5 separate regions of the Homo sapiens genome follow, and all the other regions are linked to region 1. Evidence: chromatin contacts called from ENCODE Hi-C or POLR2A ChIA-PET data. All regions are on one chromosome and are shown on one strand. Each heading gives the region's core, a stretch centred on a gene start or an enhancer-like site at or near the end of the contact. The rest is flanking DNA. Distances are from core to core; before and after follow the strand shown.

What was found. A loop is a pair of places that touch in the nucleus more often than their neighbours do. ChIA-PET counts read pairs that join two places held with the same protein, here RNA polymerase II (POLR2A). Pooled maps may share reads with other maps.
Region 2: a map of PC-3 shows a loop between it and region 1 (14-fold over the local background). The contact joins two enhancer-like sites. A Hi-C loop is called at or near these places in 4 of 168 maps with a recorded cell type or tissue (Caco-2, PC-3, endothelial cell of umbilical vein and 1 more), 1 of 37 single-sample maps with no recorded cell type and 5 of 50 pooled maps.
Region 3: a loop to region 1 is called in a map of Caco-2, with 5 times the contacts of the local background. The contact joins two enhancer-like sites. A Hi-C loop is called at or near these places in 2 of 168 maps with a recorded cell type or tissue (Caco-2 and chondrocyte) and 6 of 50 pooled maps.
Region 4: a loop to region 1 is called in a map of PC-3, with 2.4 times the contacts of the local background. The contact joins two enhancer-like sites. A Hi-C loop is called at or near these places in 1 of 168 maps with a recorded cell type or tissue (PC-3) and 2 of 50 pooled maps. POLR2A ChIA-PET finds 5 or more read pairs at or near these places in 1 of 52 experiments (PC-3).
Region 5: a map of heart left ventricle shows a loop between it and region 1 (2.8-fold over the local background). The contact joins two enhancer-like sites. A Hi-C loop is called at or near these places in 23 of 168 maps with a recorded cell type or tissue (A673, CD4-positive, alpha-beta memory T cell, CD8-positive, alpha-beta T cell and 18 more), 23 of 37 single-sample maps with no recorded cell type and 33 of 50 pooled maps.

What each region holds. Positions count from the first base shown.
Region 1 is chr10:52,213,373-52,219,212 of GRCh38, forward strand. All of the region lies in intron 9 of PRKG1 (protein kinase cGMP-dependent 1), which reads left to right. The region is part of intron 1 of LOC124902425 (a long non-coding RNA gene); the gene reads right to left. Among named protein-coding and RNA genes, the nearest start is that of PRKG1-AS1, 98 kb to the right of the region's middle. RefSeq lists an enhancer at 1-469 and a silencer at 97-391. Within about 2 kb of position 3,644, at least 6 of the 41 ENCODE cell types and tissues checked have a DNase peak (open chromatin) inside an H3K27ac peak, as active enhancers do; they include PC-3 and gastrocnemius medialis, where a contact is called at or near this core.
Region 2 is chr10:52,564,596-52,570,435 of GRCh38, forward strand. The region is part of intron 1 of LOC124902426 (a long non-coding RNA gene); the gene reads left to right. All of the region lies in intron 1 of LOC105378305 (a long non-coding RNA gene), which reads right to left. Among named protein-coding and RNA genes, the nearest start is that of LNCAROD, 97 kb to the left of the region's middle. Within about 2 kb of position 2,461, at least 2 of the 41 ENCODE cell types and tissues checked have a DNase peak (open chromatin) inside an H3K27ac peak, as active enhancers do; they include PC-3, where a contact is called at or near this core.
Region 3 is chr10:51,876,624-51,882,463 of GRCh38, forward strand. The region is part of intron 4 of PRKG1 (protein kinase cGMP-dependent 1); the gene reads left to right. Among named protein-coding and RNA genes, the nearest start is that of CSTF2T, 180 kb to the left of the region's middle. RefSeq lists enhancers at 2,788-2,857, 2,958-3,017. Within about 2 kb of position 2,713, at least 5 of the 41 ENCODE cell types and tissues checked have a DNase peak (open chromatin) inside an H3K27ac peak, as active enhancers do.
Region 4 is chr10:51,892,497-51,898,336 of GRCh38, forward strand. All of the region lies in intron 4 of PRKG1 (protein kinase cGMP-dependent 1), which reads left to right. Among named protein-coding and RNA genes, the nearest start is that of CSTF2T, 200 kb to the left of the region's middle. Within about 2 kb of position 2,860, at least 11 of the 41 ENCODE cell types and tissues checked have a DNase peak (open chromatin) inside an H3K27ac peak, as active enhancers do.
Region 5 is chr10:51,947,886-51,953,725 of GRCh38, forward strand. All of the region lies in intron 5 of PRKG1 (protein kinase cGMP-dependent 1), which reads left to right. Among named protein-coding and RNA genes, the nearest start is that of CSTF2T, 250 kb to the left of the region's middle. Within about 2 kb of position 2,931, at least 3 of the 41 ENCODE cell types and tissues checked have a DNase peak (open chromatin) inside an H3K27ac peak, as active enhancers do; they include gastrocnemius medialis, where a contact is called at or near this core.

The DNA of each region.
Region 1 (5,840 bases), core at 2,394-4,893:
TACCTTATTTATGACACTATGTCCTAACATGCAGACTCAATGCAAATCTTAGCTTCTTTTTAGTGAAGCTCAAGGAAAAAGTCTTGGTGACCAACATAAGGAAGAGTCCATTTTAACATAGCAGCAATGCATTCATGAAATCCTAGCTGGAACCAGTTCAGACAGGGACATAGGATGTGCTTTGTTGCTCATTAGGGAAAAAAGAGCCATTTATCTCACTGGACTTGTGGGGATTGGGAGCAGGAAGCTGGGTTCAACTAAGTAGCTTAGTAGAGCCATCCGGCTTCCAGGAATGGGATAGTCACTACAGAGATGGAGCAGGACTCTGACTCAGCAGTGGGAGAGACTGGAAGAGAGGCAGTGGCTACTGTGAAAGAACACACCAACCACAGAGCAGAGACAAATCCTTTAGGTAGCTGTCTTTTGAAATTCACTTTGTATTCTACCTCTATGTAAATGTAAATGTTAAGTGCCTCCATTATAAATAACTTATAAATAATACTAACGTAACACATCCTTGATATTTACAAATAACACTGCCTAGAAATCTTAAAAGGAAAACCAAACATACATTTAATACATCTACAAGAAATACCTTTTTAGAAAATAAAATGTATATGTTTCAAAATTTGATGAGCATTTACGATGTGGAATAAGCCTACTTTTTTCACAGTCTGGCAAATGGGAGAGTCCTCATTTACAGATCCCATCCAATATGTCAGCCATTCTCCTGGGTTATTAAGACACTGAGATGAATATACACCCTCCCCAAACTCTAGGATCCCCTACTCTACAAAGGAGTGTGAATACATAAGTATCCAACTTGCTGACACCCAAAAGTGCAACAGTAGCATAGAGGAAGTAAGGGTTCTGCTTGGAAGAAAAGAAAGTAATAAGATTTCAGATTACCCACCAGGATATAACTTGGGTGCACATCTCTCACTGTTCTCATTTAGCCCAAAATCCACAGCAGCATGAAAATATGCAAACAGAGAACAGTATGCTGGTGTCATTTAGATGCACAAACTTTGATATCACACATACAGTGACATCTAAGGAATCATCACCGCACTAACATTCAATTTCCTTACCTATAAGATGGAGGTCATAGATAAACACATCTCAGACTTTGGAGCGAGATTGAGAGTATGTATGTATAGCACTTTGTGTAGTAGCTAGCATGCAGTAAGTACAATTACTCTTGGAAATTATTTTTATTTTCTAAAGAAATAGTAGCTATGGCTTCACAAACAAACCATTTAAGGATTCTTTAATAGCCCTATGAGACTAGAGCATGAAGTTTGAAAGGAGTGGCTGTGAAGAAAGAGGCCAGATAAAGATTACACAGCGAAGTTCCATTAATGCCCCCCAAAGGAATTCCAACTTGATACAAATGTAATGAGGAAAGCCCAGCTAACATGACTATGTGCTTTGGAAAGTTAAATCTAGAGACAATAGGAAGAAGATATGGAGCAGGTAACCAATCAGGAGGCCTTTCACTGAGGGAACAGTTTCTGCTATGAAAGCAGTAGGCCGGTTTTATAATTTGTGGGTCATTTTGAATATTGTCACGGTTATTTATTATGTAACTTTAATATGCATTTTAAGAGTTTCTGCAATAATTCACATGATTTTTTATGTTAAAATAATGATAAAAGTTTTTTCAAAAAAAAAAAAAAATGCCAGCATGAAGATGCCATTTTGGAGAGATGTATTATTCTAAATACAAAGTCTATTTTGGGCCAGGCATGGTGGCTCATGCCTGTAATCCCTACACTTTGGGAGGTGGAGGCAGGCAGATCACCTGAGGTCAGGAGTTTGAGACCAGCCTGGCCAATGTGGTGAAACCCCATCTCTACTAAAATACAAAAATTAGCCGGGCATGGTGGTGGGCACCTGTAATCCCAGCTACTTGGGAGGCTGAGGCAGGTGAATTTCTTGAACCTGGAAGGTGGAGGTTGCAGTGAGTCAAGATCAGGCCATTGCACTCCAGCCTGGGCGACAAGAGCAAAACTCCATCTCAAAAAAAAAAAAAAAAAGTATATTTTGAAGCTGACTTGCTATAAGCATTCTATGCTATAAAGCGAGATATACAGGCATTTAGATAGTTAAAGCAACAAGAAAATAAAAGTATTTTCTTTTGTGCATCTCAGGTCAGTGTACTTTTCAATATCACCTCAATATTTTCTCTTTTCCCCATGGGAAGATGTCTGAATACACTTTGGTGGTATTCATACATTCATACATGTTTCAAAGTGAAACAATTTCCTTGTGAAAATTTCAAATCATGAATTTGGATGGATAACTTTAAAATATGAAAGGTGAAAGGAATGAAAATATATTAATATACATTTTTATAATAGTAATGTTAGAAACATAACTTTTGGTTTTGATCTCATTCAGAATATAACTGACAAGAGGTAGATGATAAGGTAGATATTTACTAGTTGTGCTCTAAAAGTGAAAATGTCATATCTAATTGAATATCTTAAGCATAGATTATGTTTCACATGAAGAACAAAACCACAAAGGCCTAACTTGAAGGCAAACATTGTACTTTTGTGCCCTCCAGTGGCCATCTGGAGAATATACTCATCCTCATAGAATTGTTCAAGAAACATAAAGTGGCTAAGGAGACAATGGCAAAGGAAACAAGCAAACTGTACACCCAGAGACCCTGAGGCTATTACTTTCTCATAAATTTACTGAAGTAAGAAGAGAGCTAGCAGACTTGGGAGATTCTTCAGACTGCTTCCAAGAATGCAAAGGAGCTATTGGTTTGGACTACAGATGGTTCTTTTGATCATTCTTGAATATACTCTTCTTAGACACTTCTTAAACAAGGATTGCCAAGCACAGCATGGAAGCTTAAATTTTCATTTCAATCAAAAAAATTATGCATGGAACACAAGTGACACTAAGCTTCTCACTCTGGGAGAGGTATCACTTCAGTCAACAGGCTCCTGGGCTGGGGATCTTTTGGGAAACCAGCAGATAGCTACCGGAATGCCAGGGAAATAATTGCACATGGATTTTGCAAGAGACTCAAAATCAAATCACACTGGCAGAGCAAAGAGTTTTGACAATAAGACTTTAATTGAATAGTCAGAGTTAGATGGAACATCCAAAATAGAAAAATACCTGTTTATTAAAATGGACATTACCTATTTTCTCATCTTTACCTTTTAGTATTAGCTTAGCCCCAGAATTAGATGCAGTTAATACAGCCAGGTCTGCAGAGCATTGTAGATAGATTTTGATTCCTATTTTAAATGTGGCTGGAATTTCTGATGCCATTTCTTGCATGGTCCTAGAGGGAATAGAGCCTTTGGTTTTTATACAGTCATAGGTTTTGGTGCGGTTTTTTAAGATCAGTTTGTTATCTTTTTCTGAGAATTAAATGGATCAAAATGTCTCTAAATTTTAAAAATAAGTTTTGTTTAAACCCAGTGACTGCTTAACTATTTGCATAATACTTCTGAAAACTTTTTAGTTTTTCACAAATGGAAGCTTTCTTTTACTAGGCAGACAATTCTGTTTAATAAGTGAGTTCAGCTCCTGCACCACCGTGAATTTAATAGCCTGGAGATCCTGTTTCACTTTCTGAGAGAACAGATCCTATAAATTGCATTCTATGTGCCATTCCACTTCCTGTCTGATGGTGATGCGGAAAAACAGCTGTTGTGTGGGAACTGTTCAGAGCTGTGTTTCTCAAACCACAGGTCATGGAAGGGTGGTTAAGTAGGCCCTGTTTCCCTTTCTTCCAAAATAGCACCCAAGGCTCTTCTGACCTTGCCTCCTTCCACCTCTTAGTTGTAAGCCTACTAAGGAGTAAGTTTATCCTACTTCCTTTTGTTGTGTTTATTTTTAATTGGGGAGGAATAAGTACATATCCTGGGAGAGGCTAGAGTTATCCTGAGAGATGTGCGGGGTAAATATACATATACACACACACGTACACATTTATATATCTATCTATCTATATATATATATACACATATACACACACACACACTTATATATGTATAAGTAGAGTTCTCTCTTTTTTAGATTAGTGTCAAATGAATCTCATAGTCTAGGAACTAAAGCAAACCACATCACTCTAATTTTAGTACACCCTACCGTCAAACAATATTTTCACCCTGTCTTCAAATGGTACATAGAGAGATTTAGATTTAATTATTCAATATGGAATAATAGAAACTACAAGCAAGCATTAACCCAGGTTTACAGTTACTCAAATAGCAAGGATTAAACAATATACAATGGGTTGACAAATGTGCTGTCTCCTACTGGATAGGAGACAATGGAAACAAGTTTCATTGGTGGCTTGGGCAACTGATGCAAATGTACTAGCTGGGAGATAAATCAGACCTCAGCCCTGTTGGTAGTATAGACATCATCACAAAGGATATTTTAATAATGACACTGTGGCTAGCCTTTCTTTTCCTTCCTCCGTTACTCTCTACTTATAATTTGCATAATAAATGAAACTCCTATTTTATCTCTCATTCCAATGGCTTCTCTTAGGAAATTAATGGTTTAGAAAAATAGCTTACAGCTGGGAGCCGTGGCTCACACCTGTAATCTCAGCACTTTGGGAGGCCGAGGCAGGTGGTTCACAAGGTCAGGAGTTCAAGACCAGCCTGACCAACATGGTGAAACCCTGTCTCTACTAAAAATACAAAAATTAGCTGGGCGTGGTGGCACACGTCTGTAATCCCAGCTACTCAGGAGGCTGAGGCAGGAAAATCACCTGAACCTGGGAGGCAGAGGTTACAGTGAGCCTAGATCACCCACTGCACGCTAGCCTGGGTGACAAAGCGAGACTCCATCTCAAAAAAAAAAAAAAAAGAAAAATAGGTTACAGTTTTTTTTTTGGTTTTGGGGGAGTGGGTAAAAACAGAATGAACTAAGGCGTCTTAACAGCTGACATCCATCAAAGGGGCTGCTCTTTTGCCTGGCATTGAGGTAGCAAGCACAAGGCCATATAGAGAGACAGAATCCAAGAAATTCTCATAAAAAGCAATTAGATGACAACAGAAGGGACAAGCAGAAATTATTAAATGTTTTTAGGCTTCTGGTTAAAAAAGATATTTTAAAACCTTATCAAGTATGACCCAATTTCTTTTTGATTCAACATAAACTTACCCAACTGTATGAATAGTCGCAATACAAAATTTTGGTTCACAACAGCCAAGGCAGTATTCTCCAACCTGAATAGAAGTCTTAACTTCTAAACAATTTAGACTTTTAAAAATTATATAAATTCTACACTCATTACTTTAGAAAATTGTGTTGCAAAAATCAGTGTTTATTCTGGATTCTTAAATTAAAAATTTATAGGGATTAGGATACTTTTTCAAGGTAAATTTCCCTTTTGATACCTTCAAAGTGTTTGATGAGCAAAAGAGCCATTAATGTTTTCAGGGCCTCCCATGAAATGAAATTAGTGTTTATGAGTCTTATCTTCATTAATTAATATTTTAAACTAAACTGTTTAACCATAATATAATGTTAATAATTTTTCTGAAACAAAATATAAGAGAATATTATGACCAGTTTCTGTGTTGAACCAAAGCTAAATTCAACAGTAGTTAGATAAGCTGAAGATAAAAGGCAAATGATAGCATATTTATTTAAAAATGAAACACAATTTAAAAAGGAAAAACAAAGAAAGAAGTACATTCCCTTGTGGGACTTTTTTGTTTTCATGGTGAGCACTTCTGTAAGGAATACTTTTTTCCTATGTTCACACTAGATGTAAGTGGGTCATAAAACATTTACGTACTAGGATGAATAGATTTTGAGCTGGGAGGCTTTAATTAGTCATGTGCAAC
Region 2 (5,840 bases), core at 1,211-3,710, 350 kb after region 1:
GATCATTCACAGTGGAAAGAAAAATGGAATGTAAGTTTTTGAATTGGGCCTTAATGGCTAATTACTGGAAAAGAGGAAAGAGGAAAGAATCTTCCAAATGTAGAGAAGACAATGAGGTACAAAACCAGGTATAAACATTATAAAGTCCTAGAAGAGTGAGACTGGCCTGTCAAGGATAGAAAGAAATTGGTGGGAAGTAAAGTTGGGTAGTTAAGAGTGGGGCAAAATGTGGCAGAATTTGAAAGCAGAGAAGTTTAAACTTGATGTTTAAAACAAAATGGTATTCCTTAATGACTTTGGAGTAGAAGATATAATGGGCATTTGTTGGTTTCTTATCTGGCCTTCATTCTTTGCTCCACTCTTTCTAACAGTTTTTAGAATTTCATTCTTCTGAATGGAGTCCGTATGTTTAAATAGAAAGTAACTTCACCTTTAACTTCAGGGGTCAGCATGTGGCCTAAATTTCTCCAGCCAGAATGAACCTGAGAAATTCTGTTCAGAATCATTTTCTTGTGTGTAGAACTGTCCCCAATTTGTGCTATAGCCGTGACATAAATATGCTAGAAGACAGCCAGAAAAAGCTGAGAGAAGGCTAGGATGATCTTTATCTCCCAGCTAGAAAATATTTCTGAAAATTTTGAAGTATTAAAAAAAATTTTCAAAAAAGATAATTTTTGAAAAATACTAATAAACATTTTTGGTATAATACTATTCATTCACCTATAAATCACTTTACTTGGAGGGAACACAAAAGGATTATTATATATTATGTCTTATCTTGGGAAAACACAAATGTACTAGGTATGATTCCACATGTTCAAGAAATGAAATATATTGACCTAAGGAATTGCATTTCTTTTAACGCTTCTGTAAATCTTAGTGTTAATAGAACTAAATGGAGAAATGTATTAACTCCATTTTTATTTCCAAGTCTTTAGTGTTAATTTTATTTCCTTTCGTGTTACACTTTTGTCTTAAGAGTTCACAAAGTTTCTCATGATCAGTGGTGTTCTGGAGCTGGCACATATAACCTATCACATTAAAAATCAAAGGTAATAAATACTCAAAACCCAGCACTTCCTAAATATTGTATACATTTTAGTATCACCTATGTTGTCTAGGTAATTTTCCTTACTGAATCTATATGGTAGCAATAATACATAATCATGAGCTATTGAGCATCTCTTCTCAACTCTGTTCAGTGATACTGCATTAGTAGTTTGAAATGGGTCATGGTGAGAGTATTCATATCACTTAACCCACAGAGCAGGCAAATGCTATAAATCAGGGCTTGATTAATTGTTTTGTTTATTGTCTTTATTTAAGAAAGTGATACAGGAAACATTAATAATGCAGATTAAACTTAAAAGTGAGTCATGTCTGGAGACATTATACTGTGCAGCACAAAAAATTGAGAAAATAGTTTTCTAACACTTAAAAACTGTTACCTGATTCAGCATATACATCACTCACATAATAGATGAAGGAGGAAAGTTCTGACATTGGTCTTGCTGTTTCACGTTTATCTTTTTAAAATTTTTACTTGTTGTTTTGAGACAGTCTCACTCTGTTGCCCAGGGTAGAGTGCAGTGGTGTGATCACGGTTTACTGCAACCGCCGCCTCCTGGGTTCAAGTAATCCTCTCACCTCAGCCTCCCAAGTAGCTGGGACTAGAGGCACCCTTCACTACACCTAACTAATTTTCTTTGTATTTTTTTTTTTTTTTTGGAGAGATGGAGTCTCGCTATGTTGCCGCACTCGTGTCAAATTCCTGGCCTCAAGCAATCTGCCTGCCTTCACCTCCCAAAGTGCTGGGATTACAGGCGTGAACCACCGTGTTAGGGCCACTTTTATCTTAATGGGTTAAAAAAAATAAAAAAGGAAAGAAAAATCGCAGCCAATATTCACATCAGAACCACATGTATTTGTCAATTGCAGCTATGGGTTGGCTATGATTACAAGAGTTAGGAAAAATCAACAAAAGCTTACACATTCTTATATACTCAAAAGTTATTACAAGATGATGTACACACATACACACACGCACCCTCTTTTGTTTTGTTTTGTTTTGTTTGTTTTATTTTGTTTTGTTTTGAGACCCAGTTGTTAAACATTTACCAGCACTCCACTGGCTGCAACTTTCTATTTCATTTTCTATTTCATTGATTGAAGGTATAATTAGAAAGATAAGAACTTTTCAACAAAGCTTAAGATGTCTTCAGTATGAGAAAGCAAGCATACATGGGATCATTTTCTTGTAGAAATCATTGTAAAGCTTCAACTGCTCTCCTTGACATATAGGAACAGTAAGAACTTGACGCTGTAAAGCATTGCACAAAAATCAACCTTCCTACTGTGTAGCTGAAAGAAATTGCCTTTGGTAGTAAACAATAGTGTAGCAATAGCTAAATATTTCATGAAGAACTTTTTGTTACTTTTAAAAATTGATAAATATTTGTCAACTTGGAAAGAGTCCAAGAAATACAAACTATTTTTTTTACTTTTCTGCTTGATTTTGTTTCTTGTTTCCTGATATTTTTATACCATCTACCTCCTCTATGGTAATTCTGCCCCCTGCTGGAAATGGGTAGATGATAATTTCCCCCCGACTAGGAATTCAAACTATTAAAATACTGTAAAAACATTTAAAAAAAAAATAGAGAAACATTTTCTTAGTAGTGCCCTCAGGTCAATGAGCTTTTCATATAACAGTACTGTATTTGTCATTATAGAAATTAACATTTATCTTACATCTCGTGGTAAGAGATTTATGTTATTTCTCCCATTAGGTTGATGGAGCTCGTACTTTCTCCCTCCCCGGAAATTTGGTACAGTGCTCTGAAACATTTTAGTACTTAAATATACTACAAGAGCATTAACTTCCTTGATTTTAATTTCTTTCCATTTTGAAACATTTCTTTTTTATAATTATAATTTCAGATAGTAGTCATTGTCCTATTAACTAGTAAGCCTATTTCAAGTGCCTACTATTTATCTAACTCTGTGCCAAAGGCTGAGGGATTTTTCCAACATGAGGATCCTGCAGATGCTTTTCCTTTTGTTTCTTCTAAATAATTGTCATGAGCATATGGACACACTGACTGATCAGATATAACTAACCCATCAGGTATCCCTTTTTCCTTCCCTTGTTATAAACTTAGAACGTATGTTGTGTCTATTCATAAGACCATCTGATGTTCAGTTTTGAGTTAGACTCATTCCTAACTCACTTAATGTACAAATACTTCTTTCTGTTCATTTTTACCTATTCCTAGTTTATATCAATTTAAAATGTTTTATTTATCTTAGAAGTCACTTTAAATCCTTTTGAAAATAAGATGAAGCCAAAGCATAAAAATTAAATTAAAATGTTGGGGGACGGCTACCCAAGAAAAGTTTAGGTATAATTTGTATTCATATGGAGCTTGCAGAACACCTAGAAAGCTGCCATTTATAACCCATCATTTTAAGTCACATTTGCTTATGGCTTCTTGGATGGCTTCCTGGTCCCTTTTTTTTCTCTGGAAGCTTGATAGCAGCAGAAAGTCAGAGCCAACAGATAACTTAGACCAAAAGTTCTAAGCTGGGAGGTTTGTTATAAATGTCTTCCATATAACACTAGCCTCCTAGGCCATTTAAGGCTAGAGTTCAATTAAGCAAAATTTAAATCTAAATGTCAGTGTGGTAGAGAGGGATCCTTACCATAATCTGATTTATCGCTTGGTTATTACGATCATTTTGTTCTATTCTCCACCCTGGACTAATGAAAGACTATTACCATAGAGCCATGACAAGTTTTATTCTCTTGAACTGTCTAGCTTTGTTACTTTCCCTTGCTAATAGTCACTTACTGAGTCAGAGATGCTGCAGACATTGCAAATAGAATGATTCCTCATATGTCACTAGGGATACAGTTTTCTGAGATACAGATCTAGCAAGGGCATGAGAAAGAGAAGAAAGCAAAAAAGAAATCATCTCTGCTAATTCAATTGTGGGTTTCCTTGGATCAAAGACTACCTATTACAGCATACCAAGTTCAAGACTATTCATAGGATGCTGGAGGCCCTCTCCTCATGATTTATATTAAGCACTATACATGGTACACATGTGGCCTCTATGGAAGTATACTTAAATGATTCTTTTTTATCACTGGCAGACTAAGGAATAGCATACAAGGAGGTCTCGTTCTAGTGATGCTGTTTAAGTACTAGAAGGTCAGAGGAAGTGAAGAAAATAAATAGACAAAAGAAGAAAGATGCATATATTGAACAGCAAGTAGGACTAAATCTCAAAGGAGCAAATAAAAATTTCTAGCAAATGACATAACTCCATTTGAATATACAGCCAACAATTAAAATGTCAGGGAATTTGGTTCCCAGGGTTTTAAAACAAAGGGGAAATACTCAAATATCCCATTGGTGGGCATTAGGATTATTTTTAAATGACTATTTTTACCTCTGGTTAAGAGAACACACTTCACTGGGGAAAAATAGGTGAAAAATTGTTGATAGGTATCATTTTCTCAATTCTGCTATTCAATAAGTAATGGCTACAAATTTTAGTATAAAACATATGTGTTCAAAAAATCAAATTTTCTGTATTTGTTATAACTTTACTTCTATTTCAAGCCTATGTTGTTCCATTAGTGGCAGACTCTTAATCACAATCAGTTTAAAATAATCTCGTTGTAATCGGAGTTTCCTCAGGCAACTGAAGCCACCCCTCCTTCACCCAAACTTTTCCCTAGGTCTAGTGTCTAAGTTCTAGGATGTTGATAGACAGCAAAGGCATTGAGAGCAGGAGTGGAAGGGGGAACATAAATCTCCCTCAAGTCATTTGTATACACCAGCATCAGCTGAGAAATTCTTATCCCACCTCTGTTTGTCAATCCAAGAAGATCTCTGCCTTGTCTTCCTTATTCCAGAAAAAGTCAGCCATGTGCTTCTCATTCCACAGCGTGGGCTCTCCAGCCCTGGGTTCTCTCATCCATTTCCATATCCTTCTTGGGTGCATGTGGACATGCGACCTCTCCAAGGTAAACAGAGTTCAGAGGAACCCTATGGGGCTTGTCTCTTCCCAGCCTCTATTCCAAAAGTGATATATAGGACCACCTGACTTCAAAACCCACAAATAAATCTGGTGGCTCTAACGTTCTCCTTCCTACTTAGCCTGAAGGTGTGGGGAAGGGCAGGAAAGCCTTTATAGAGAAAATGAAAAGCCGACATCTAAATATTGTTTTCCCTTTGTTCTTAACCAGCTTGGTTTAGGTTCTTAACCTTGTGGCAGGGTTTCAGCTGGGAGAACATAAGGAAAAATGTCCTTTATTATTTAAGGTATAAGTTTTATGCCCCATGTCTTTTCTAGACAATATTTTATTTCTCAGAACAAGAAAATTGAAATTCAAAACCCAAATATTGACAAACATCTCCCATCTCTCTTTCTCTTCAATGTCGTCTTTCTTCCCTTAGGTACTAAAGATGAAATGTTATAGCTATCCAGGTTGAGGAAAATGCAGTATTTGTTAAAAAAAAAAAAAAAAAAGCATCTCAACAGATCATACAATTATCCATAAATTGTATTGGAATCTTTCTCCTTTTCCCCTTCCTCTCTTCCCTCCCTTTTTTCTTTCTCTTCTTCTTTTTCCTCCAGCTGTTTTTCTAATAGCTTGTTCATTGTTCTTTATTATTGTTTTTGGTTAGAAAGAGAAATGAAAGGTGAAAATTACATCAACTGATGTACTTTGGATGAGAACCAACAAGGGTCAGATTATTGACTGTAATTTTTTGTGCTTTTTCATTTAATTATTTTCTTTGTATTTTTCTGCAAATTTCACCAGGATA
Region 3 (5,840 bases), core at 1,463-3,962, 340 kb before region 1:
AGTGTTCCAGCAATATTTCTTTTTCTTACCATTTGAGACTCCCAGCTGCCAGCACCTGCAAGTGTTTGCTTGAGGGCCTCTTGCCACCAGAGCATGGTTTGTGCCTCCATGTGGCAAGCTGGAAGTGCCAAGAAATTAATGAATCTGGGAGCACCACTCACCCAGAGACCAGCGAGAACTTGTGTATGATATACCCAGTTCCCTTGCACCGGGGTGGGATAACTCTAGGGCCTGGGTTTTACCTGGGTTCCTAATATTACCCAGCAGAATCAAGCTCCAGTTCCCCACAATGGAAATTTGCCTAGTAATGAAAACTCCATTGACTACCTTTCCTTCCCTACCAATGGTTATTGAGATCAGCTCACAGATAAACTGTTCACACTCAAATCCTTGGCTCAGATCTGCTTCTGGGAGAACCCCACATAAAACAAAACACTCTGGCAGAGTGTCCCTTTTTGTGTGTGAATTTAGGTCCTTTCTTAGGATTGTCTTTCTCCCCCCATGCACCCTCCCATGTTGCGCAAACTGGTGTTGAATTCCTGAGCTCAAGCAATCCTCCTGTGTATCTGTGACTACAGGTGGTGCACTACCACCTGTACCCAGCTTTCCAGATTATCTTTCTTTTCAGGAGGTTCAGCCTGCCATGAATACTAACATCATCTGATTAACTGTTTTATGATCCAAGCTAGATTCTCACCTAAACAACTTTAAACAACCCGATAAGCTTTATTTTCAGATTTTTTTTGGTAGGATTTCTATACTTTCCCATCAAGTAAGTGCATGATGGTATCTAAAGAACTCTTATTGCCTTGCTTATCAGTGCAAACAGGTACAATTTGTTGAGCAGCATTTTTCTGACAAGAATTTGTATTTGATTACATATTTTATATTTTAAAGCAGTTTAGTTTTCAAAAGCTCATGCTTCCAAGTAAAATATGCATTTTTAAAAACCTCAAAATTCACTTCTTTATTACCCCAGCACTCAATCTCTGTAATCACTGGCCTATAACCACCGAACATCTTTCCATAATAGCATTTGCAACAGAAATGTAAAGAAGATTGAACCAATTTCAAAAAGATTACACCAAGAGGATTTTTCTTCTGAAAGATTTTTGCCCTATTCTTTAAGACATGCTGTTTCCTCAGGTTATACTCAACTAACTTTCCCATAAAGATAATTTGAAGTATATTCTCTTTTTTCCCAACTTCCCACCTCATGGTGGCAGCATCCAGATTAGAATTACTTTTTTAAATGAATGTGTCTCACAATTAGGCCAACTTAGCACACTCAGAAAGTAAGATGAAATTTCAGAAAGATACCACTACTACAATAGTTGAGGAATCAGTTAACACTGGAAATAAACTTATTGCCCATGTGTATGGATAAATTGTCCTAGAAATATGTATTTTTTACTTCTCAGGATAGCATATGACTAAGTTAACATAATTCAATTTTTAAAAAATATTTTTAACATGCTACCAAGTATATATTAGACATCATTAACCAGAAATGCATAAATAATGTTTAACAGTGTAATAAATAACATATATAATTTAAACATGTATATATAAATATAAAGCAATATATATGTGTGTGTGTGCATGTATGTATATATGTGTGAATATATGTGTGTGTGTGTGTATCCAGCACTGCTCACCATTAAAGTATGAACACTTTATTATTTCACAACTATTTTGATTGGCTCAATATACTATGTTGAACAGGGGGAAGTTTGCTTTGATGTGTCAGTAAGAAACCTCCTCTCAATATGTAAGTGGCAAATCTATACCAAATGGATAACATCAGTCTAGAAAGTGGATGTAAAAATATTCAGAGCAAATTAGCTGTCCCTATACCAGATAAAACTACTCATACAACCATTCTAAATGATTTTCCTTGGTGGATCACTAAGAAAAAAAGTTTTATAAGAAAGGACCCTATCCTTATACCATAGGTCTATGTAATCATCTTTCTAAGAGATGCCTAATTGCTTGAGGTCCTCCTTTTCTGAAACTACTCACCATCTAATTTTGTTACTCCCCAGAGTCTCACCAGAAGGAGAATACCAACAGTTTCTATTGAAGGATTTATTCCTGTCACAAGCCATTTTCCTTTCTTCCCATACTGACTAGAGCTGGCTATTTGGTGAATTCCAAATGAGCTTCCACCTAAGTAGCTGTCTCTCATAATGAGTTTCTGTCAAAGAGAAATCAACATACAGAGAGAACAGACACACACATATTGACTTTAATGCAGTGACAAAACAAAGCATTTGAGTCACTTATTTAAGAACCAGACCTCTGCAAATGGAACTGGCATGTCTAATCCCATTATTGCCAGCTTTCCCACACAGAGGCAGCATTACTGACCTATCTATAACTGTCCAATAAGTCCAGGGCCTTTGGTTTCTGTCCTTGTCAACCTCTAAATATTTCAAGCTGACATCAAAACAGAATAGGCAGGAGATAGAAAGAAACCAGCATCAACATGTATTTGCTTGTAAATATCAATTTGTTTTTGGCTGTAATCATCCTTAAGTGGACTTCTGTGACATGATCTGGGCTTTTAAAAAATAGCAGAAACCTGGACTATAATATATTTGTAAACATTTTATCCTTTGATTAGTTTTGTTTTGCTTTCACTTTGCTATGTAACTGTGCTGTTAGTCTTAAGATGAACTGGGGTGAGTTCAGGGCTGACTCAAGGAGGCCCATTTCATTTGAGTCACCCTGGGATGAACGAGAAAAGTTGCTGGCCTCAAGTCTCTTACTATCCCTTGGGAACCAAACACATACAGAACTATGATTCATGTCCATCTGTGAGAAGTTGTAGACAGAAGTATAAAGTGCTGTAAGAGCCTGAGGCACAGAAGAGGGAATTGTCTGCAGACAAGGAAACTACCATGAGTCACTTTCTCTGAGGTTTTCTTTTTTACTCAAGTTCTGTAAGTCTACATCTCTCTCAGTGTGAGCAACCCAACTGAGCTGTTAGAGCTATGTGTCCATGACTTTAAACCTGCCTCCCTTGGTAGGAAACAAAAATCCTATGTGTAGATTTAGTATATAGGTCTTCTGATGCCACCATCCAGAGCTTATCTTTCCTCCTGCTGGCTTGAGTGTAGGTCTCTGAAGTTAGGGAAGTCAACTGCAGTTTTTCCTAGATAACAGTGGAATTGAATGCCACCTGTGGGCATCTGGGTTCTGAAATCCGATTGATGTTACTCAGTGGAAGGAATTTCACAAATATACTACCTGAATCCCACAGCGGGCCACTATGGCAAGCAAGGAAATTGTAGCCACTATGTAAAGAACCTCAGGCTGTGGCCTGTGCAATTCTAGCAAGCATCCTTTACATGGAGCAGAATGTAAGTGAGATTTCTGCATTGCACAGTACCAGCCTGCACATCCATTGGATATTTGCTTCTGGACGTATTTTCTCAGCCTCCACCTTTTACATCAGAAAGAGATACCTCGTTTGCACAAGAAAATTTTATTGTATTTGATTAAAAAATATTTTGTGTGATACTATATGTTTAAATTATGGTTTACATTTTACAAAGTATTTTAGTCATTATAATTATCTTAGGAATTAAATAGAAAGTAATTAGCCCATTGTCCATATGTAGAACTGAGCTAAAAAAAAAAAAGATTAAATAATGTGAGTTAGTTGAAACTTACATTATGTAATTGAGTTAGAGCTCAATTATTATGAAGCTTGATGACATTTTGTCAGCAAGGTCTGGGGTGGAAATCAGCCCTTGTGTCTGGGACTAAGTCTACTGGCTCTGCTCTGTCTTACCTCCTGAGTACACTTCATTGAATAATGGTCTGCTCCACTGGAATTGCCAGGTCCCCATTTTTCCATTTAAGAGTTACTATCTTTCTGGTTTCCTGTGGGGAATAAAGCTTTGTAAATAAGAATTATGGAATAATCTGAGAATCTTAGAGAAGGAGAAGCTGGTAACTAATATAAAAGTCCTGTATTGGTTTTGGCTGTGTTAATCTTTTAAAAACGTCCTCCTCTAAAAAATTGTATCCACTCATATCCTGGATTTAAAATGCAAAAGATATTCCCCAGTAAAACCTCACACTGATTTCCCACAAATGGAGAGGAGGATGGTAAATTCCAAGGACAAGAACACTAATGTATGAGGCAAGAGACACAGTTTTGCTTTTGGCTCTATTGCAATCAACCTATCGGTTCATCAATTCAAGAATTAAGTATTGAGTATCTTTAGATGCCAGAAATTGTGCTGGGTGCCTTCAGTAAATTTTTAGGTTAGAAGGAAGGCAGACATTAAACAAATAACTACCCAAGTAATTATAATTATAGAAAGTGCTCTAAAGAAAAAATAAAAGGCTTGTATAAGAGTAAATGACAAGTAGGAGTTACTTAGAGAAAAGGGGGGCAGATAGTATGTGGGATGGGTGGGGGAGGGGCCTCTGGAAGCATAGTTCAGGTAAAGAGGGCAGCATATGTGAAGATCCTGTGCCCCAGGTTATATTTGAGAATTGAAAAGATCAGAGTGACTAGAGTAGTGCGCATGAAGGGGAGAGGGCTGAAAGTTAAGATTAGAGACATCAACGGGAAGATCATACATGGCCTCAAATAGTGTTTCACTTATCTACTGAGGTATAACAAGCTAACCCAAACCTTAGACTGTTAAAACAACAATTTGTTATTTCTCATGATTATATATTAAATAATTGTGCATTGGCTGTGCTCAGCTGAGTGGTTCTTGTGCTCCACATGTCAGCTGGGTCACTAAGCTGCATTCAGCTGTGAGCTCAGCTGGGGTTCTACTTATGTCTGTGGTTTCATCTGGGTGGCTGAAATAGCAGGAAACTGGCTTCTTCCACATGATCTTTCATAATTCAGTAGTCTAGCTGAGCTTCTTGAAATTTGAATGGATTCAAAAATGATTGGAGCTGATGGTACCAGGCCTCTTATCACCTAGCCTTAGAACTGGCATAGCCATTCTATTTATTAGTTAAGGCAAACCACAAGGCCAGCCCAGGTTTAAGGGGGAAATAGACACCATCTATTTTTAGGAGTTGTGCTAAGCCTTTAGACAGCGGAAGGAAAAGATTTGTTTTGAGGCAGTATACCATATAGATAATTTTAAACATTTTGGACTTGAGATTTTTATTATTTGTTATAAATATAGCATATTTGAAATGCCTTATTTATTGTAGTCTTCACAACAATATAATGAAATAAGCAACATCATGATACTCTTCTTAAGTTAGATGCATCACAGAACTCTTAAGTGGCAAGACCAGGCACCAACTGAGCCCTAACTCAAAGCAGTCTGTTTTTGACCACCATGCTGCTGCATGACCATTTTGCTGATTCTCAGTCATAGTTCTTTCATCTTTTCAATGATGAAATCCATGAGGATGACTAAAATGTGTGAGGACTGTAATAGGCAAAGCTATCATATGTAAGTTTAAAGCATAAAAAAAGTCCACCTTTGGAAAATCTCATTGTTAATCCACTCCTTGATACAGTTCAGAAAATGAATTAATTAATAACTTAGGAACAAAAGGAGCTCATTAGCCCTAACTCCCTAAACCCATCTGCTATTATTGTTAGAAGCTGAGATTCCCAAAGTCCCCCCAGACAAATGGAGAAACATTATCAGTGACATTAGGGGCTCTTTCTCCAACCAGGTACCCTTGCCAGTTGCTCATTTATTTCTAGAAATCTCAGACATGTCTCATGTGACTTCATAAATAAATCTTCTTGCTACCACCTGGTGTTCACAACTTTCCTTCTCTCCTACGCTAGAATTTTTTAGTGAGATTTCCTTCCAGATCATCTACTGCTTCTAAAGCCT
Region 4 (5,840 bases), core at 1,610-4,109, 320 kb before region 1:
GAGTGTCCTGGGCAACAGGTGTCCAGCCTTTGGGAGATGAGAGGTTGAGCAAGACTCAGTCACCAGGGGTTTTGAAGTTTCATGCAGAACAAATAGCAAACTCACTTGCTGAACTGGAAAAATTATGAAATTATAAAGTGAGACAGTATTGCTCCCAAAGGGCGTTTGCTTGTCACAAGGATCAGGAATGCTATTGGTATTTCATGGGTAGAAATGAGAGATGATAAACGTTCTGCAGTACATAGGCCAGCCCTGCACATTGAAGATGTGTGCTGTCCCAAATGCCAATAGAGCCCCATGGAGAAACACTGTTGAAGAACAAGGAGTGGGGGATCACCTCCCAAGTTTCAGAAGACTGGGAAGAAAATTGGGGATAAACCTTATAGGCACATCACCATTAGTGCAGCCATTAAATATTTAAAAGGTCATACATTCCTTTTTCATTCTTAACAACCAGATGTAATTTATTTAATTCCATAAAAATGTATATGATTTTATTTTTGATGCAGGCATATGCAATTGTAAAACTTACAGAGCAAAGATCAGGTGCAGTGTGATCTTTTGAATAAGCCATTGCATTAGATGCTATTAAGCATTTCAGAGGCAATTTAATAAAGTGTGTGATTAGTGCCTCACTTCCTGATGGTCATTCTGACAGGAGCACCAGAGTAACCTGAGTGCTGATTTCAAACCTAGCCCTTCAGTGAGTTTTTTAGAAGGCTGCTGTAACAGCCTTTTATAAGAAAACTCTGTCAATAAATGTTTCTCTTCTGAATTCGTCTCAAGTAAATAGCCTCAAGGAAATATTCCTGTGGTTCCTGAAAAATAGCAAGCAGAAGATACTTTACACAGACCAGGGTAATCATAAATTTGGCACCTTTTTTGAAATATAAGATGTGCTCCCTCCTCTGGGCTGATGAAGCTGCTGTCAGGGCACAATGGGTGGCATACAGAGAGTGAATGGGCTGAATTTCAGCCCTCACTCAGGCCCCCTGCAGGTGCCTTTGTACATTTGCAAACTGTGTAATCCTGTCTAGTGACCCTGGGTCAGAACCACTGTTGCTTCATTGCATTTGGCTTTATTGCATATAGTCCTTCAATCTGAATGTTTTAAGTACCCACTACATGGCATGCTCTATATTAAGTATAGCATTACAGAAGCTAAATGACGTGTTCCTTTAATTGAGTGCTTACCCTACAGCAGCCCCTTGGCCAAATATTTCATATTTATTAATAATAACAACAACACCATGAGCTAAGTTTTATTGTTTTAATTTTCCAACTAAGGAAGCTTCTCGGCTTTAAGTATCTTGCCTGTAGTTACACAGCTAGGAAGGGAAGGTGCTGGGATTCAAAGCCTTTTTTTTCCCCTGATTCTAAGTGTCCTGTTACTATTTACTACAAAAGCAGGACTTTCAATGAATTTATATATTAGAGAGGAGACAAATATACCAACAGATGGTTACAATACAAGTGTAAGTGCTATTCAGGTGGGATGCCTACTTAGATGTAGAGAGAAAGTTGTCAGGGGCCAATTTCCAGAAGCAGTTGTCCTTGAGTTTTGAAGAAGTTTCTACAAACATATGGGAATCCAAAGGTTAATAAACCAGAATGCAGGCTGAAAAACTTGGCTACACTTCAGAAAATAAGTTGGAATAGGTTTGTGTGTTTTAGTGATTATTTTAAGTTATCATATACCAAATGAAAATAATTGACTGGTAAGGCTATCAATCTTCCTGCACGTTAAAATTATCTGAGTAGAAGAACAACATAAATGAACTTTGAAGACATTATACTGGATGAAATAAGCAGACACAAACGGACAAATATTGTGATTCTACTTCTAAGGGATACCTGCCATAGTCAAATTCATAGAGAGAGAAAGTAGACTAGTGGTTGACAGGGGCTAGTTATTCTTTAACAGGTACACAATTTCAGCTGGTAATGTTGAAAAAGTTCTGGAGACAGACAGTGGTGATGGTTGCATAACAATATGAATATTGTTAATGCCATTTAGCTGTATACTTAAAAATGGTTAAGATAGCAAATTTTATGTTAAGTATATTCTACAACAATTAACAAAATAGAGTGATTTCTTGGAACCTACCCTATGACCTCTTGAATCAGGGTATCCAATGACTTTACGGTTCGGAAACAACTGGCCCAGGACATTTTGACCAAAGATCTGTTATAAGAATCTGCTGAACTGAATTACATTAAAATGAAATCTGAAAGTTCATAGTTAGATATAGTGTAGTTTTAGAAGACGGTTTTAAAGACAACAGTTTTAGGATTTGTGTTGTTTTCATAACTGATATTTGTATAGTGATTTAATTTTAAATGTATTCTCTTCTATTATTTTATGGCAGCTATCTGGTATTGCTTGGCCTGACTTCTTATTTGTATGTTAGAGATGAGAACACTGAGTTTCAGTGAGTTAGTGTTGCCTATCTGTTACACATGCTGCTATAGTTACGATGATAAGGAAGATGCCTAACTGATGAGAATAGAACTCTTGTCTAAATGAGAATTATAGGGATAATAGAGAAAGTTCACAGATTTCTTTTTTGAATCATTTAAAAATTGTTATATTTGCTGCCACATTAAATTAATCATCTGGACTGAGACTTATTGAATGAATGGAGAGGTGTCGAAGAATTGAGTTTCCATGAGAAAAGGCATAAAGCTTAAGGCTTACATAGAGAAGGGCAGCGTTTGGCTGTTTTTCTTAGCAAGAGCAGGACAGAACTGGATGAGTAGTGAAGATGACAAAAGGCTCCTCTTTAGAGCCCTGTCCTTGAACTTTTCAGTTTCTTCTGGGTGTGTCCCTTTCCTCAGGGGGAATCAAGAGAATGTGTGTTGCCCAATCCCTTCTGGAGTAAGAATCAGGACCTTGGGATTTCTTGCCCACATGTTCCTGAGCTCACTTCCAGTATCTGCATGGGCCTGTTTCCCAGGCTTTTTCTTCCTGCCCTGTCATTTTGCCCAACCCATGTCTGAGCATTGGCCAAAAGGCCACGGTTTCTGTGTGTTTGGAGTGGACTGATTTTGGTAGACAAAGCTTGGCTGCACCGGGAACCAGAGTCCTGAAAATGCTAGGGATCCATCTGTAGGGCAGTTTATTCAAATATAAATTGTTAAAATATCTTCCCTATATTGTTCTCTTTTTCCTTTCCCAAGCAGGTGGTTAGGCTCTTTCCGTCTATTGGTCTCAGGGTTTTTGGTCAATACTAGAAGCGTCTAGAAGATAAGGTGCTTCTTATGTATTTTTAAAGCCTAGATTCATTGGAATCTAAGAGTGTCTGGAGTCAAATGGAGAAAGACAAGGACCTTGGAGAAATTTCCCCAAGAGTGGGTTTCTCTGCGTGCAATTGCCTAGAGAGGTTGACCTGAAGCACCAGAGCTCCCAGCCTGACAGAGGTTCCCTTTCTCCTCTGTGCACACAAAAGCAGAGAGCCATTGGACTCCAAGGGCCCCTTGTGACATTGATAGCAGGGAAGTTAACAATTTTGCTCCCCACCTTTTGGACATGACACGCTTCCTAGATTCAGGTAGGACCTTGAGGAAGAGTTAAACAATGAATGTGATTTAATATCTTCCTGAAAAAGAAAGGCTGGTACTCCAAATCAAACACATATGATTTGATTTTAAAAATGAAGAAAAGGATATTTCCAGCACTCTTTGAGTCTAGACTGAGGTTCATATCTGATGTACTAGAAATTTGTTTTGATTACTGAAGGTCTTAAATAATAACAGCATTCAGAACATTTTGCATATACTGTATCATAATTGTGGTAGCTGCTGAACTTTATTAAGCATTTATTATGTGCCAGGTACCTTCTTAATATGTCATACCTACTATTTTTCTTGTGTTTGCCACAACTCTATGCAGAAGGTGATATCATCTTATTTTTGAGGTAAAGAATCTGAGGCCTGGCATGGTGGCTCATGCCTGTAATCTCAATACTTTGGGAGGTTGAGGCAGAAGGATCACTTGAGGCCAAGTGTTCGAGACAAGCCTGGGTTCATAGTGAGACCCTGTCTCTACAAAAAAATAAAATAAAAATTAGCCAAGTGTGGTGCAATGTGCCTGTATTCCTAGCTACCCAGGAGGCTAAGCTTAGGTGACAGAGCGAGACCCTGTCTCTTAAAAAAAAAAAAAAAAAAAAAAAAAGAAAAGATTCTGAGATGCAGAGAGGTTACATAACTGGCCAAAACATAGTTAATAATTAGTAGCAGAGCCTAAACTTAACCCGATTTCTTTTGATTCTAAAACTCATATGCTAACCCAGTATACAATTCTCCAGTATAAGGAGTTTAAACTTTTATCACATATGTAATAAAAATACAGTATATTTTGTATCTCAGGAGTGGTTTGCTTTATTTAAAGTATTTTTATGTGAAAATAAATTTGAATTCTCCTAATCTGGCAAGATAATAGACAGCTATTAATAGGTTGTGGCCATTGCGTGATAAGGGCTAAACATTGCTAAAAGAAAATAAATCTGGCAGTGATGTGTAAAGTAGATTGAAGTCAGATGTGGGACAAGAAACTAAGAGAAGAAAGACCAGTTATAAGACAATTGCATAATAGACTGAACCAGGATAAATGCCAAATCATCCAGTTAAGGGAGAAAAGTATACTTGATGCAGAAAATGTCTAATAAGCTTGCTAAGGGGAATAATTAGGTAGCTATAAGGTTGAGGACCTTTAATCCTTCATCAATATGGATTGATTTTTTTAGTAAGTCCGAGATTTCTGCTTTTATTCTTTTATTCTGTAAGGAAGTCACTGGCACAGAAATAAACAATACTTGTCAATGTTGGTGGCACTAATTTGATGCAGAGATGATTTCTTATATGAGAATCAGAAGGCTACTCTTCTCCATATGCTTCCCAGAGATAATTAATATAACTCTGTATGCTTCTTCCTAGGTAGAGGACATTGTTGAACTATTTGCAGATTTCTGTTTGTTCAGATGTTTTGGCTTATAGATATGGGGCTAAATCTGATATTCTTTGGTTATATTTTAAAACTATAATCTTTTGAAAATATCAAACCCTTTATTACTAACTTAGAAAATAACTCGCTTATTGAATATTTAAAAATTAAATTGTTTTTATTGGTTCCTTTCAACCACAAGGAGCCATCCTTGTCTCTTCTCTTCTCTTTCATTCCACATTCAGTCTACTAGGAAATCATGTTGCTTCTGCTTTCAAAATATAACAGAGCCCAGCTGCTCCTCATCTCCTCCTTTGCTTCCATGCTGTCCAGCCCTCCATCCTCTGTCATGCAGTGGACTCTCATCTGGTCTACCAGCATCCCCTTTTACTACTTTACAGTTTATTCTCCCTAAAACTGGCAGAAGGATTTTTTTTTTTCATGTGTAAATAAGATAAATCACACCTAGACTGAAAATCCTGCAATGGCTCTACATTTCACTCAGAATAAAGCTAAGCTCTTACAATGATCTATAAGCCCCTTTGTGACCTGACCCCACCCTTACCTCTTGATGTCTACTAATCTCCCTCTTTTCCCCAGTTCACTGAAGTCTAGACACTCTGACCTCTTTGCTACTCCTGGAATCTACCAGGCACTTAAAAACCCTTGGCTCACTCTGTTCACTCTGCCTGGATGCTCTTCCCCAGAATCCAGTTATCTATCTCCCTCACCTTTCTCAGGTTTCTGCTCAGATCTTACCTTTAAAGTGAGGACATCCTGGTTACCCTGTTTAATCTTTTAACTTGCCCCTCTTTCCATTGTAATAACTGCTACCCTGTTCATCTTTAAATCATATAAAATTCTGTAGCCATTATCTAATGTAACTCTATGATATAGA
Region 5 (5,840 bases), core at 1,681-4,180, 270 kb before region 1:
CAAAGAAACGTGAAGGAAAACTCAGCAGACGGCACCTACCTCAGATGAGGGCATGCACAAGACTGGACACCGTCATTAATAAATTTTATAATTTTCTTAAAGGTCTTCTACATTTGTGCTAAAGTTTATTCCTTGGTTTCTTATATTTATTATTACTTTTTTATAAATGGTATTTATTTTTTTCATTATATATTTTTGATGAAAGAATAGAGATTTATGACAACATTTCTCAATTTAAGATATTTATTAAATTATTTACATTGTTACCTCAAACAAGTGCTAGTTCACCATGATTCAAAACATGTATTTCAGGAGTTTCATGTACTGAGAATATTTTATTGCCATACATAGAACAATTTCTTCTTAGATTTGACTTTGAAGATACGAAAGTGGCTTTCTGACTGATATTTACATTCCTACTTTAAGTATATATATACTGTTTATTTTTGCCCACTTCCTAAGTAGTAATTTTGTCTATAGTTTGTTGCCCATTAATGAACTTAGTGAAATTGAAATATTGAACTATTACAAACATTTAACAAAGAATAGGATAGAAAATATTAAAAATATACTGCAAGGGATAAGGGTTTTGGATTTCATGTGATTCAGGTATTATTTCATGAAACTTGTGTGTGTCTCTGTGTGTGTGTGTGTGTGTGTGTGCGTGTGTGTGTGTGTAATTTGATAAGTAATTTTAAAAGAATACATATACTGTACTTTTTGTTATATTTAAATTCAGTCTTGGTGACCTGAGAAATAGACTCTGAGTATTACTTCTCTGAGTTGTCAAAGACAGAGTTTCAACGAGCCAACTAGTTTGAAGGCTATCATCACCACCACAACCTTTTTAAAATTACTTAAGAAGAAGATTCACAAAATCAACTCTTGGTCACATAGTCTGGAAATAGATTCATATATCTCTTGGCCATTTATTTGTCAATAAACTAAACTGTAGGGCAATCTTTTCAAAGTGAATTATAGTTAATTCTTTAAAACATTGATTCAATAAGGATTACAAAGTATAAGATAACCAGAATAATATGAACTATTTGTGTGCATGTTTTTGAATACCTCTCCCAATTATATAATAATAAGACTTGCACCATAACAAAAAAGTTTTATGTCAACTACATGATTTTCATTATTGCGTCTTTGTCTTCTGCATGTCCAACACTTTAGGTTCAGCACTGGACTAAAGATTGCCTTCAATATGGACATCTAAGACTTAAATTCCACCCTCATGAAGCCTACAATTTAATGAAGGTGTCCATATAAACACTTAAGAAATATTTAACATGTAAAACAAAATAGCATATATGTTGTCTTTTAGGAGGCAAGATTCAAAAAGGGATGGTTTGCATTTTTGAGGACTAGAATTGTGAGACAGGGCTTAATGGAAGGAATAAACCTAGTTGCATTGGGCTTTGAATAAGAAATTTGGTTTAGGCTGGACACAGTAGCTCACATCTATAATCCCGGCACTTTGGGAGGCCAAGGCAGGAGGATCACTTGAGACCAGGAGTTCGAGATCAGCCTGGGAAACACAGGGAGACCTCATGTCTATAAATAAATAAATATATATATATATAAATAAAATTTGGTTTAGATTGGTACAATAGAGTAGAAGAGCATCATATGTCAGAAGGAAATGATAAGAAAAGCAACAAATGCCTAGAACATGTGTACAGTGATAGCCAAGAGAGTTGTCACTCAGGAATTAAAGGTATGTTAAGGTATCAGAGATAAGATTGGCTAGAGTACAGCCTGATTATTGAGAACTTCTTGCTTCCAGGGTGGTAGCTGTGATAAAATAATTCTCAATTAATATAATGTCCCTTGTTTAATCAAGAAGTCTCCAGGTTCGACTTACCTGCAGACATAAATTAAATCATGTTTACATGAATAGCCTCATTTTACTCTGAATTTCATCATCATGTCAGAGGGTGTCTTCTCAGATTATAATCATACATGTATACATGCCATAAGCATTTCCAGATACATTGTTATGTCATGCCATCAACTTATATTTGGAATTCTTATGTCCAAGGAGCGCTTGGGTGAAGATTTCAAGGAAAGCATTTCAGTTTAAAATGAGGAAGGTGATAGCTGCTACAGTCTTTATTGAGCTTCCTGTCACCAAAGGCATTTTAGCAATTACTTTTCTTGATGAAGATTTTGAGTCAAGCACAAAATAAAGAAAAAGTTGGACTACATAACTCCTACATCCTTCACATTCATGAAAGTATGTAAGACTCTCTAGGCTTTCAAATGTCACAATGCCTTTTATTCACAAAATCATAGCATACTCTTGAAATACACTCATATGCTCCAAATATACATCTATCTTTTCTCTTTTATGTATAATTAAACCCTGCAAAATATTTCTTCTTGACAATTAAAAGCATATCTCTTAGTGATTAATATAAACTAGAGAAAAAACAAGTGATAAACTACAGATCACCAAGTACATACTGAATAAAACTTGTTTAAAATTACAAGTTTTCAATTAGACTTATATGAGAGGCTTTTTGGAAGAGAGAAAGTTGTAGTGACACAGGAATTTTCTTTCGGCCACTTTGCCAGACTCGCAGCAGGGGCACCCTGTCTACCCAGCCCACAGTGCTCTGCCCCTTGCGGAAGGGAGCACGTGAGTGAGCCAGGGCGGGATCTGGCTGGCCATTCCAAGCACAACACAGGAGCAAGCTTCATGTGGGGCCTGCAGCCAGACCAGGAACTAGGGTGCCAATGACCCTGAAGCCCCAGAGGGGGTATTAGTATGCTAATTAGTTCTTTTAGTTCCACTATCCATGGACAGCTGCACGTCAGCAGCTCAGTCAGTCCCTGGCCCCATGGCATGGAGCAGCTGCCCTTCACTGGCAAGGGCAAAAGGCCAGTGGGACAGTCTTTCTGGGTACCTGCGCTCAGTGTGGCCTGAGCTCTTGTCCAGCATCCAAGAAGAATGAGGTTATGCTGACAATTGAAGCATGAGCAAGGCAGGGAGTTTTATTGAGTGATGAAATAACTTTCTGCAGAGAGCGGACGTGGGGGTGGTCCCCCAATGGTGGGAAAGTCCCCCAGTGTAGCTGAGTCCCGGAGCTTTTATGGGTTCAGAATAGGGGAGGTGCAAGCCATAGGTAGTATGGGAAAAGACAACATTCAATTGGATAAAAGGCATTATTCAGAAAAAAATCAGTCGGGGAAGGGTGGGCAACCAGGAACAGAAGTTATCCCTCTGGGTCATGGGTTTCATCCAGGACCAGCAGTTGGGTTTTTCAGCCTTCAGGCTGTTTTTTTTGGCTTGAAGGTGTGGTTTCACCAGAGACCTGCCCCTATGTGCTTTGGCATTTGGCTGCCTCCTGTTGCTCTCAGTAGCAGCATCTTATTAGAAAAGGATTCAGTGAAGTAGAAGGCCAAAAGAATGTGATTATATATTGATTAAAGCTATGAGGCAAAAGATTCCTGACTTCCAGAGATACACAGCCAACCCACATGTAATAAACTTAGATGGTTGCCTGCCAGATGTTTTTCTCTTAAAATTCTTAAGCTTAATACTGTTGCTAATAATACACAGAAATGATAAAATTCACTTAACTTTTGGATATGGCCTGAATAGTTTGCAAGAGATCCTTATTCCTTATAACACATGTATTTATAATAAATATATTTTCACTTATGAGTTTATTTTTCCAAAGACCTTATGGTACTATTCACAGAATTTTTAGAAGAATATTCTTTTGTATCTTAGAATTTAAAATGAGATAGTTTCCAGACATTGGGATGAGAAGGCAGGAGACAGAAAGGAAAAAAAATAAAACAATGGGGACATAACTGGAAATGTCAGTAGGCATAAGTTGGGGAAATAATTTTCTATCAACTACTGTTCTAGTTGGAACGAACCTCTAAGAGAAAGGTAACTGGAGTAGTTATGGTCAAAAATAGCTCAAAGGCCAAATCCAGCATGCCTGTTTTTGTATGAGTGGTGACCTATGAATAGTTTTACATTTTTTACTGTTTGAAAATAATCAAAAGAAGAGTAATAGTTCATGCCACATCAATATTATATGAAATTCAGATTTCAGTGTTCATAAAGGTGTTATTGGAACCTTGCCATACCCATTTGTTAACATATTTTCTGTAGTTAGTTTCCAACTACAAGAGGAGAGATGACTATTTACAACAGAAACTGGCCTACAAAGCCTAAAATGTTTACTATCTGGCTCTTTACAGAAAAAGCTTGCCAATCCCTCTGCTAGAGGATAAGTTAGAGAAGTTGACATCAACTTCAATATATAATGTGGGTTTTTTAAACTGACCTGATGTTTGTCCAAATGTTGTTAAAAATTTGGATCTTGGGCTGCTTGCCCGACCTACTAAATCAGAATCTAGGAGCAAAGGCCTGGACATTTGTATTTTTTGTTAAGTATCCAAATGTGCATTTTCATCAGGCAAATTTGGGAATCACTTGTGCTGGCTGTGAACACAGGCTTTGGAATCAGACATTTAGGGTTGGAGTCTGAGCTCTACTACTTACTAGCTGGGGGACTTTAGGCTCTTTTGGACAATACAATATGATTGACTTCATTAGCCTCAATTCACTCATTGGTATAAAAACCTAACTCATCAGGTTTTTGTGATCATTTAATAAGGTAATATATTTAGATTAGATATAGTTAAGATTAACACAGTGCCTAACACATTGCAAATGCTTAATAAATATTAAGTGTCATTGTTCTTAGTGTAAATAATATTAGCAGTAGTTTTTAATTAGAAGTAGAGATTAAAGGAGGCATCATGGTACAGAAAGAGCACTGTACTTAGAATCAGAGGACATGAATATGAGTTCCAACCCTGTCACTTACTAATTATGTAGCATTGAACCACACAGCCTTATTGGGATTCATTTGCTTCATCTGTAAAATGGAAATGAAAATAATTATGTATCTCAAAGTCATTTCTAAAGGTCAGGATATAACAAAAAGCAGTATTTATCTTAACCATTCTGTTGCCATGTCTAATACAGAGCCTGGGACAGTGTGATTAATACATGTTTATTGTATCCAAGTGAATCTAACCAACTCATGCCTGCTGCAGAGGCATATTTCCTACTTTAATACTCATTGTTTCTTCTAAATGCCCTTTGCTCAAATGCATACATTTTGTAAATTTCTTTAGCTTTTTCTGTCTATGTTTAAGTTAAAATTTGTTAGCAATCAAGAGTTTATTTTCTCCTCCTGTAGTTAAAATCCTGTTGGTAAGATCAGAAATGATGGCTGCAGAAAAGGCAGGGATGTCACCAATGGAAGATTATAATTTGTGTGCTGTATTTAACAAGTCGTAGGAAATTTACAAGGAGAAAATAATATAAAAGTGGTTCACCTTCGCCCCCCAAAATCTCACACACATTCAAACTGTTTTCCAGGCAGAAATGTCAATGTAGAGGTAGAAGTGACATGTGCAGGCTTTTAAAGTGTGAGAAACAAAATCAGTTTCTTTCACTTGCATTCAGTTTCCAATAACTGCCAATTGTAGCAGTGTGCTGGCATCATCAAAGGACTTTTTTCAGTAAATGTCTTTTCTCTACTTTGCCCTAATCCCTGGCCTCCCCAACCCTCCACTCCAAGGCTGTTAATTGAGTGGTGACTACTGACCGATGAAAAGGAATTACTCATGACAACAGTTAGTTCGGGAGGTACTTGCTGTTGTCTTTGTGTACCGAGGTATCTCCAGAGTCTACCACAGTGCCTGGCAGTGTGTCAGTAAGTGCTTAATAATGTTTGATGAATGAATGTTAAATGAACATTCTCCATGGAAACACCATATTGTGTGTGCGGTTTTGTTTT